Regions from separate parts of the Homo sapiens genome. Here regions 1 and 3 are each linked to region 2. Evidence: chromatin contacts called from ENCODE Hi-C or POLR2A ChIA-PET data. All regions are on one chromosome and are shown on one strand. The core of a region is the stretch at or near the end of the contact, and the rest is flanking DNA. Distances in the headings are between cores, read along the strand shown. Region 1 holds the start of WDR70 (WD repeat domain 70). Region 2 holds the start of FYB1 (FYN binding protein 1). Region 3 has its middle 170 kb from the start of LINC00604.

Region 1 (3,450 bases), core at 652-3,151, 1.8 Mb before region 2:
AAAATTAGGCCGGGCACAGTGGCTCACGTCTGTAATCCCAGCACTTTGGGAGGCTGAGGCGGGCATATCACTTGAGGTCAGGAGTTTGAGACCAGCCTGGCCAACATGGTGAAACTCTGTCTCTACTAAGAATGCAAAAATTAGCCAGGGGTGGTGGCAGGGCCTGTAATCCCAGCTACTCGCAAGGCTGTGGCAGAATTGCTTGAACCCAGGAGGCGGAGGTTGCAGTGAGCTGAGATCGCGCCACTGCACTCCAGTCTGGGCAATGGAGCGAGACTCTGTCTCAAAAAAAAAAAAAAAAGTCGGGTGTGGTGGCGGTCACATGTAATCCCAGCTACTTAGGAGGCTGAGGCACAAGAATCGCTTGAACCCAGGAGGTGGAGGTTCATTGAGCCGAGATTGTGCCACTGCATTCCAGCCTGGGTGACAGAGTGAGATTCTGTCTCAAAAAGAAAGAGATTCTTCTCCACCTTCTAAACGTTAAAGTGTTGAACTCCCACATTCTGTTTAAGAAGGACAATCCTGAGCACACGATTAGCCTTGTAAACTTTAGACTGACAGGCCAGGTGCAGTGGCTCACGCCTTTAATCGCAGAACTTTGGGAGGCTGAGGTGGGCAGATCACAAGGTCAGGAGATTGAGACCATCCTGGCTAACACGGTGTAAACCCTGCCTCTACTAAAAATAGAAAAAATTAGCTGGGCGTGGTGGCGGGTGCCTGTAGTCTCAAATACTAAATAGCCGGGCATGGTGGCGCACACCTGTAGTCCCAGCTGCTCGGGAGGCTGAGGCAAGAGAATCGCTTGAACCTGGGAGGCAGAGGTTGCAGTCAGCTGAGATCACGCCACTGCACTCCAGCCAAGGCAACAGAGGGAGACTCAGTCAACAACAACAACAACAACAACAAAAAGGCAGAGCGCGGTGGCACGGGGCCTGTAATCCCAGCACTTTGGGAGGCCAAGGTGGGCAGATCACCTGAGGTCAGGAGTTCAAGACCAGCCTGGCCAACATAGCAAAACCCCGTCTCTACTAAATACACAAAAATTAGCCGGGTGTGGTGGCAGGCGCCTGTAATCCCAGCTACTCAGGACACTGAGGCAAGAGAAGAGCTTGAACCTGGGTGGCAGAGGTTGCAGTGAGCCGAGATCACGCCATTGCACTCCAGCCTGGGCAACAGAGTGAGACTCTGCCTCAAAAAAAAAAAAAAAAAAAAAAAAAGCAAAGGGTGTCGCCTGTAATCCCAGCACTTTGGGAGGCCGAGGCAGGCGGATCACTTGAGGCCAGGAGTTCGAAACCAGCCTGGCCAACATGGCAAAACGTCGTGTCTACTAAAAATACAAAAAATTAGCTGCGCGTGGTGGTGGACGCCTGTAATCCCAGCTACTTGGGAGGCTGAGACAGGAGAATCGCTTGAACCCGGGAGGCGGAGGTTGCAGTGAGCCGAGATCACGCCATTGCACTCCAGCCTGGGCGACAGAGGCTCCGTCTCAAAACAAAAACAAAAACAAAAAAAAAACAAACCAAAACAAAAAACCAAAAATTAGCCGGCACCTGTAATCCCAGCTACTCGGGAGGCTGAGGCAGGAGAATCGCTTGATCCCGGGAGGCAGAGGTTGCAGTCAGCTGAGATTACGCCACTGTACTGCAGCCTGGGCGACAGAGGCTCTGGCTTAAAAAAAAAAAAAAAAAAAGGGAAAGGATGTTATAGAAACTCCAGATACTACTTCTCCCCTCCAGTGGTCTGAGTTGCGCGGCGCTTTCCCGCCTGTCCGGTAGGGCGGTGCCGCGCAGAAAGCCGCGGTCCCTCTGCGGAAGGCGCCGCTCTTGGCTTCGGCGGCGCCGCTGTAGCTTGAAGGCGGTACTTCCTCCAGCATTTGCCGCAAGTTATTGGCAAGTTCCCCTGCAGTTGTTTGGGCTGTCCCTGTGGCTGGTTCTGGGGTGTGCGGCCAGCCATGGAGCGCTCTGGGCCCAGCGAAGGTGGGTTTCATGAGGCGAGTCCGGGCGGGGTGGGCCGTGTCGGGGGAGCTGGGGCGCCGCACTAACTAGGCCGCCTCTCTTTTCCTCTTGCTCCAGTGACAGGCTCAGACGCGTCGGGACCGGACCCGCAGCTTGCGGTCACCATGGGCTTCACGGGGTTCGGTGAGTGACTGCCCCAGGCAGAGACCCTCTTCCTTGTGCAGAGGTTTGAAGATCCGCAGAGTGGGAGTGGAGATCGAGCTGTCAACTCGGAATTATTGTAGCTCGGGTGCATACCTTGCAGTTTGTCAATATTCTTCTCCCATTTGTCTTCTATTCTGCGTTATCCGTTGGAACCAACTCAGATGACAGTTATGAGAGTCTGGAGAGAGAGGAAGAGAAAGGATTTTTCTAATTTTAAGTCACCAATAATGCTAAAATGAACATTTTTGTAAATAACAGCATTTGTACGAGGATTTTTAAAAATACGTAATTCGGTAGGGTAGATTTCTAAAAGAGAGTGTAGTTTATTCAGAAATATAAATACTTAAAAAGCTGAAAAATTGGGTATGTGCCTTTTAAAGCTTCTTGATGCTTATTGCCGTAATACCCATCAAAAAACTTGTTCCAGGTTATACCAAAGTTAACAGAATTAAGAATGCCATTTTTACCATATCCCTACCAACACAGAGTAGGTATTATTATTTAAAAAGAAAATTATTTAAAAAATGAAAACAAAACTTAGTAGACTGATACATGAAAAATGATTTCTCTTTATTTTCCATTTTAAAATTATAAATGCTGTTCATCCAAACATTGGGATTCTAACTTCCCTGAACCTTTTCTCAAGGTCTTCTTGTTTTCTTTTGACCAGCGTGTATTAATTCTATGATAGTAATTAAACAGTAGACTTACACATATTGGCCTTGGGTTGTGTTCACACATACTAGTTCTGTAGTTTCTCTATTCATTCTTTTTTTTTTTGGAGACGGAGTCTCGCTCAGTCGCCCAGGCTGGAGTGCGGTGGCAAGATCTCGGCTCACTGCAATCTCTGCCTCCCGGATTCACGCCATTCTCCGGTCTCAGCCTCCCGAGTAGCTGGGACTACAGGCGCCCGCCACCTCGCCCGGCTGATTTTTTTTTTGTATTTTTAGTAGAGACAGGGTTTCACCGTGTTAGCCAGGATGATCTCGATCTCCTGACCTCGTGATCCGCCCGTCTCGGCCTCCGAAAGTGCTGGGATTACAGGCGTGAGCCACTGTGCCCAGCCTTTTCTATTCTTTTTTTATTTTTTGAGATGGAGTCTCGCTCTGTCACCCAGGCTGGAGTGTACTAGTGCGATCTTCGCTCATTGCAGCCTCCTCCTCCCAGGCTTAAGCCATCCTCCCACCTTAGTCTCCTGAGTAGCTGGGACCACAGATGTGTGCCACCACACCTGGCTAATTTTTTATACTTTTGGTAGAGACGAGGTTTCACCATGTTGCCCAGGCTGATC
Region 2 (3,133 bases), core at 622-3,121:
TCTGGAGTCACAGTCTTAACCGCAACCCCTGGAACCACAGCCCAAACCCGCCAGCGAGCCACGGTTCACTCTCTTCACTTTCTTGTTTTTAGAAATGTTCCTGTAGAGCAGCCTCTAGTAACACCTCAGACAAATGAAATATCATTTCTACATCCCTGATCTCTCTCTCTTGTTAACGTATTGTGTAAATGGTGGAAAATGTGGTTTTTAAAGCACATTGAGGCTGGTAAAAGCTTCAAAGCCACCGCCTGCACTTACTCTTTAGACCACTAGATGTCAGTGTGATTGCTCTATGAAGCAGCCGTAACTTGGCAAGGTGCAGCATTGCACCAGAAATCAGCTGCTGCGAGCTTCCAAGCCTCTGGACTCCAGCAGAAGCTGGGGGGAATTTGAAGCCCAATGGTAGTAAACAAATAATGGACATGACAGTCAGGCAGTGTGGATTTCAACCTTTACAATAATTTCTCAAGGGAAATGGAAACCTTTTTAGCCTTTCCTTTTTGAAACGGATGGTCAACTTTTCCACGGGGTGCCTTAAGTGCACCATAACGCCTTTGATATTCAGGATCGCCTTTAATGGTACATCATAAAACATGTGGTTTTATTGGAAAGAGCACCCTTATCCTCCTCCCCCTCACCTATCACTTATGATTAATTTCTTAAGGTATCGGACTATTTGAAGTGTGTGTATCTCACATTGCATGGGGACGTTTTACTCTACCTAAAACCTCCGGTGGCATTCCCATAGCATGGGCAGAAAATCACAGCCACAACTTCACCCTTCCGGTGATAAGCCCATCTGTTTCCCACGCAGAATTATTTGTATTTAATGAAAAAATATTTAAAATGGTGAATATTAATTATTATTTTACATTAGTACTCAAAAAGTGTATATAGTTTTATCCCCTCAACAACTCCATGAGATGAGTTCTATTATTATCCCCATGTTTAGATGAGAAAACTGAGACACAGAGAGGTTAAGTGGCTCTCCCAAAGTCACACAGCTAATAGAAGGCAGAGTCAGAGGCCCATTTCTATTAATTACTTCCCTGCAAATCAAGTTAAATGGGGGGAAAAGACCTTGTGAATTTTTCAGAAGAATCAGCAATGTATACAAGACAGCCAAAGGCTCCGAGGAAAATTTGGAGTTGCTGGTTGCTTTGAAAGGCCTCCTTGGCTGATCTGCAGCTGTTTGTCATCATTTATCCAGTTTGCCAGGATTCCTTCTGAGAAGGCATAATTCATGGCAGTATAGTCCCTTTCTTTAGTCTATGTAGAAATCTCATGTGAATCCTCACCTCCTGCCAGGTTTGGAGGAAATTGAAAGTTACTCTTTCTCATCAAAAGGATGGACACATATTTGTTAGGAACCAGGATGAAATAAACCATCTGTGCCCAGCTCTGTTGGCAATAAAACCTTGTTTCTGGTTTCACTGCAAGACGTTATTTAACGCTAGTGGCACCAGAGGTTCCAACAAGAACACATGAGAGGCCTTATCCAGTTACGAAAGAGCAAGTGACAGACACGTTCCCGGCCACATTTTTATCTGCTTATCATCCTTTTGGCTACCATGAGGCTGAGTTTTAGTGTCTCCTGTTCATCTCTTTTGCTATTTTCCAACAGAACATGCGTTTCCTTCAGTTATTCAGCTAGCACAGTCTGTGCTGCCAGAATTTGGAAGTGGTGCTTTTTTCCTGCTATAAAAAATTACACATTTATTTGAAAGAAGAAACCTAGGCATAGCTGTTACCTGACTCCTGCAGAAGAAGGCGGAAGGATGGCCTCCTTTAGTGGATCTTCCTGGGCCAGGGTCTGGGCCCTACTCACTTCTAGCTGTCGCATCTGCTCTGCATGTGGAACTCAAGAACTGCGGAGCTTTCTGATGCCTGGCAGGGTTTTGTCCCGGTCAGTGGTTGAGTGAGCCACACCTCCCTCCCCTGACCAGGCAAACTTAGACAAGAAAAGTTCTATTATGCCCTCAGGATATTGAGTAATAAGGAGGAGAAAGGGGAACTTAAAAGTGTCTGTTCAGCCTGGATACTTCTGCTAACATTCCCACCAAGCATGTGATATTTAAAAGGGTAAAACCAAAACAAGATTCTCCTGCCTGCCACCATGTTTATTCAAGAGGAAGAAGCTGTAAGTTCTTTGGACCCATAATCTTTCCACACACCCAGGAGTGTCACCTGCAATGGGGGCCAAAGGGGGATGCTTACAATTAGAAAGGTCCACTGGAGCATGTGGAATATTTGGAAGCTAATTGCACCTGAGGTCAGGAGGTAAAGTGGTGTGCTTGACCATATCAACTGAAGAGTGGTCACTCATGTGTGGAAAGCCCACTAGACTCACTCTGTCGGCTCTCTGTTAGACTATTCTTGAGGCTGGAAGAAATGGAGTATTTAGATGATAATCCATGTGAAAAGACCACCAGTGGGGCTGAGTGTAGTGGGTCATGCCTGTAATCCCGGTACTTTGGAAGGCTGAGGCAGGAGGATTGCTTGAGACCAGGAGTTCAAGACCAGTCTTGACAACATGGTGAGACCCTGTCTCTACAAAAATAAAAAAAAAATTAGCCAAGTGTGATGGTGCATGCCTGTAGCCCCAGACATTTGGGAAGCTGAGGTGGGAGGATTTCTTGAGCACAGGAGTTCAAGGCTTCAGTGAGCTATGATTGCACCACCATTGCACTCCAGCCTGGGTAACAGAGCAAGATCCTGTCTGAAGGAAAAAAAAAAAAGAAGAAAGAAAGAAAGAAAAATAAAGAGAAGGAAAGAAAGAAAGAAACTCAAAAAAGAAAAGAGAAAAAAAGAAAAGAAAAGACAAGAAAAGAAAAGAAACCCCCCAAAACAGAGGCTACCATTGGGACTAAATGAGATTTTAACAAATTGTGATTGTGAAATTAACCTCCCCCACCTTCCTTCTACTCATTCATTCATAAACATCAAACACTTACTGTGTGGGTCAAGCACTGGCCAAGACTAGAAAGATGGAGAAGACAAGGATTTTCCACTCAGTGGCTTATAATCTTACAGACGTTATGCCAGAGATGGTCACTTTCCTCCCCGTATGATTTTCCCTTCTTATAGAGTAGTAGGGTCAGCAAACTATGGCCCGCATGCCAAATCTGGCCTG
Region 3 (3,509 bases), core at 687-3,186, 1.2 Mb after region 2:
CCGCCACAGCTCTGACTGCCTTGCTCAAGAGATCATACGGAGAGGCCCTGAGACTATATGGAGAAGGGGCCAGCTGAGCCCCCTTTCCCACCATCCCCATCAAGGCAGCAGGCACAGAACCCTCCAGAGCAGCCTGGGCACCGGCTGAATACTTCTCCAGTAATGCCAGTGAAACCGTGTGGAGCAGAAGAATCCCCAGCTAAGCCCTGCCTGAATTCCTAATCCACAAAAGTATGTCATATAAATAAATAATTTATTAAAATGGTTATTATTTTAAATCACTGGGTTTGGGGTAACTTGCATGCAGTAATAGATAACCAGTACACAGCCTCTGAGTAGAGTACATAATTTTTAGAATAAAATCTCCAATTGTGGAAAGTGTGATAAATTCCAAATTTTTGTGGTCAGTTAAAAAGAAGATTACATTCTAGGTGTGTATGTTCCACAACATGTATACAGAGAAGAGAAAAGCTAAGGAGAAAAGACATGAATCTCTTGCCTGCTGGCAAAGCTTCCCCAAACAGATATTCTTCCAAAGGCTGCATAGAAGCTGGATCATTGTAAATCTCTCCAACAAATATCTACTGAGTAACTGCTACAAGTACATCACTGTGTTAACCACTAAGGTTTTAATAATGATAAAAATATAATTTCTGCCCTGGGAAATTTTTCTCTCTTGTGTACCATTAGCAAATTAATATGTAAATTTTAAAATTGGTTTAAATCAGAGGTTGACAAACTTTTTCTGTAAAGAGCCAGAGAGTGAATGTTTCAGCTTTGTAGGCCAACTCTGCCAGTGTAGTGCAAAAACAACATTTTAGACAATACATAAACAAATGAAAGCAATGGAATCCCAATAAAACTTTATTTGTGGATGCCAAAATTGGAATTTCACATGATTTTCATGTGTCTTGAAATATTATTCTTCTTTTAATTGTTTTCAACAATTTGAAAATATAAAATTGGTCTTTAATACACAGGCTGTACAAGAGGCAGTGGGCTGAATTTGATCCTCAGGTATAGTTTGCCAACCTCTTTTTAAAATTCTTATCAGATGGGCCTAAAGCAGGTAGAACTTGCAAAAAGTTAAAGAGCATTATCAGACGAATTTAATGTTCTGGATTGTCATGGATACAAATAACCTGCCTTCTATTTCCAGTATTCTCCATGCATAAGGAAGGGCATGAACTTATAGCCTGCAAGAGCAGCTTAGAGTTTTACCAGGGAGGAGCTCTGGGAAGCATCAAGACCCCAGAGGAGGGGAGGACTCAGCCCAAGGAAGGAGAGAAGGAACCATAGAGATGAGTGGGAGGGCACGTCTGCAAAGGCAGCCGGATGTTGTGCAAACATTCAGCAAGAAGCACTCAAAGAGCGAAAGTGGGACTTCATGGAGAAAGAACAGTGTGACAATATTTTTTAAAAATTTTCCCCCTTTGTAAATTCCTAGTGCCTTCGAGTAAAGCTGTTCATGGAGCATATTTAAGACATCTAGAGCCAAGTAAATTGGAAGCACAGAAATGAATACAGAAGAAAATTTAGGACATCCTTTTTATTGAAAGGAGTTCATCAGGTTGCCACCTACCCTTCCTTTAAATTTTGCTATTCCACTTTATGCTGAAATAAGCTCATTTTGGCAAAAGACTTGCTAAAGACTTGATGCTTTGTATATTAATGTTTTGTATTTGCTTTGTTTTTATATAAAGAGCCTTCAAAAACTATTGTAAAAATTAAAAATATATGCAATAGATCTCCACAGTAACAGTGCACAAACATGCACCCTGCCCCACACCATCCGCCAAGTACGATTATATGATTGCTTAAATGAGCTAACTCAGAAGAAAAAGGAAGTCTGAGACACACACATTTCTACGCTTTGTATTCAGAGATGATGTGTCTCCTGGTGTATATTCCCCCTGCATCCTTCTCATGCTTTCAACGTCATGAAGGTATAAAAGTGTACTCCCTATCACCAGGGTAGCAGCCGTGACCTACATTTTCTTCATGTTCTGATGCTGTTTGTGGCTTCCTCTTCCCTTCAGGCAGCGCATGATGTCTTTGTTCAAAGCACTCTTTCCAATAGCTGATGACTTAGTGTCAGGCAAGTCCACAGCTGTTTCAATCATTCTGTCCACACAGACACCAAACAACAGGAATTAGGTATGCATGGAAACCAACCTAAGATAAGAGTAGTCTGCTCTGGGGAAAAAATAGAAAGTCATTTCACGATATACAGGCAACATTTTGTGTGATTTATTTGACATCAACTGGATGACTAATCGCTGTGGATTTCTTTTCACTCAGATCACATGATTCTTCTCTAGGGTCTCAATCAACTATTTCCATTTTGCTTAACGTAAAAAAATCAGAAGCCTCCAACAGTCAACAGTACCATTTTTAAAGTAAATTTTGTACACCTCCCCCACTCCCCAATCATGCCCTTTTTAATTACTGCTTTCGCTCTCATTAAAAGAATATAAGTTTAAAATTTCGAATGTGGATGTCAAGTTTTGCTGTTATCTTTAGTGTTGTTTTCTATATGAATGAGCCTAGCTTTCACACTATGGACACAGCCTGTTTAGACAAGAGCAGTGCTTATGTAATCATAGCTTCCCAAACCACAGCAACAGCACAAATTTGGCAGCTAGAAGGAAGGAAGTGAGGGTGGGGAAGGGAAAAGGAAAGAAAGGGAGTTTCTGTTTCAATCAAAGATATATTTGGCTCATATTTCCACCTCTTTTAACTGAGATTCCAACTCTACAGGAGGTCCTCTCCACTCATCCCTCCATGCCTGACCTGAGGAGCAGCTTGGCTTTTCCCTCGCTAAGGGAAAAACCTTTAGTACCTTCCTTCTCTACAAACATTAGAAACAGCTTAATCAAGTTGTCCTCAGGCAACAAGGATACTTCAGGCTTTCCAGGTATGACACAGCCTCTTCCCCTCCTATCTGCTAGCCAGCTAACAGCTCTTCCACTACTAGTGCTCTGCCAGTGTGCGTGACTGCCAAAGGCATCTCACTGGCCAAGTGGAAGGAAGCTTTCCTTCCAAGTCAAACATCCAGTCTTCAATGAATAAGCCCTATGTGCTGAAACATGCCTCTTTTCCCCAGTCACCTTACTCTTTAGGAAACTGTGGTAGGCAAGTAAAGACTCCCCAAAATACTTATATTCATATCCTACTCCCTGGAACCTATGAATATGTTGGGTTACATGGAAAAAGGGAACCAAGATGGAATTGAGGTTTCTAATAAGCTGACTTTAGAATAGAGAGATCATCCTCCATTATCTGAGTGGGCACAACATAATCACAAGGGTTCTTAAAAGTGGAAGAGAAAGACAGAAGAGAAGATCAAAGTGATACCATGTGAACAGAACTCAACCAGCCATTGCTGGCTTTGAAGATGGAGAAAGGGGACCATGAGGAAAGGAATGTGGGCAGCCTCTAAAAGTTGGAAAAAGCAAAGAAGAGGATTCTCCCCTAGAGCTTCCAGAAATGTACACAGCCCTGCTGAT

What was found. A loop is a pair of places that touch in the nucleus more often than their neighbours do. ChIA-PET counts read pairs that join two places held with the same protein, here RNA polymerase II (POLR2A). Pooled maps may share reads with other maps.
Region 1: POLR2A ChIA-PET joins it to region 2 with 10 read pairs in activated naive CD4-positive, alpha-beta T cell. The contact joins the promoter of WDR70 here to the promoter of FYB1 in region 2. POLR2A ChIA-PET finds 5 or more read pairs at or near these places in 2 of 52 experiments (activated CD4-positive, alpha-beta T cell and activated naive CD4-positive, alpha-beta T cell).
Region 3: a loop to region 2 is called in a map of CD4-positive, alpha-beta T cell, with 4 times the contacts of the local background. The contact joins the enhancer-like site here to the promoter of FYB1 in region 2. A Hi-C loop is called at or near these places in 2 of 168 maps with a recorded cell type or tissue (CD4-positive, alpha-beta T cell and naive thymus-derived CD4-positive, alpha-beta T cell) and 9 of 50 pooled maps. POLR2A ChIA-PET finds 5 or more read pairs at or near these places in 1 of 52 experiments (activated T-cell).

Annotation. Positions count from the first base shown.
Region 1 is chr5:37,377,417-37,380,866 of GRCh38, forward strand. WDR70 (WD repeat domain 70) reads left to right here and starts at 1,902. Exons shown (of 18, transcript NM_018034.4): 1 at 1,902-1,976; 2 at 2,073-2,138. The coding sequence starts at 1,952.
Region 2 is chr5:39,217,692-39,220,824 of GRCh38, forward strand. FYB1 (FYN binding protein 1) reads right to left here and starts at 1,872. Exons shown (of 19, transcript NM_001465.6): 1 at 1,752-1,872. RefSeq lists an enhancer at 2,948-3,133.
Region 3 is chr5:40,408,480-40,411,988 of GRCh38, forward strand. No RefSeq gene overlaps it. Among named protein-coding and RNA genes, the nearest start is that of LINC00604, 170 kb to the left of the region's middle. Within about 2 kb of position 1,937, at least 13 of the 41 ENCODE cell types and tissues checked have a DNase peak (open chromatin) inside an H3K27ac peak, as active enhancers do; they include CD4-positive, alpha-beta T cell, where a contact is called at or near this core.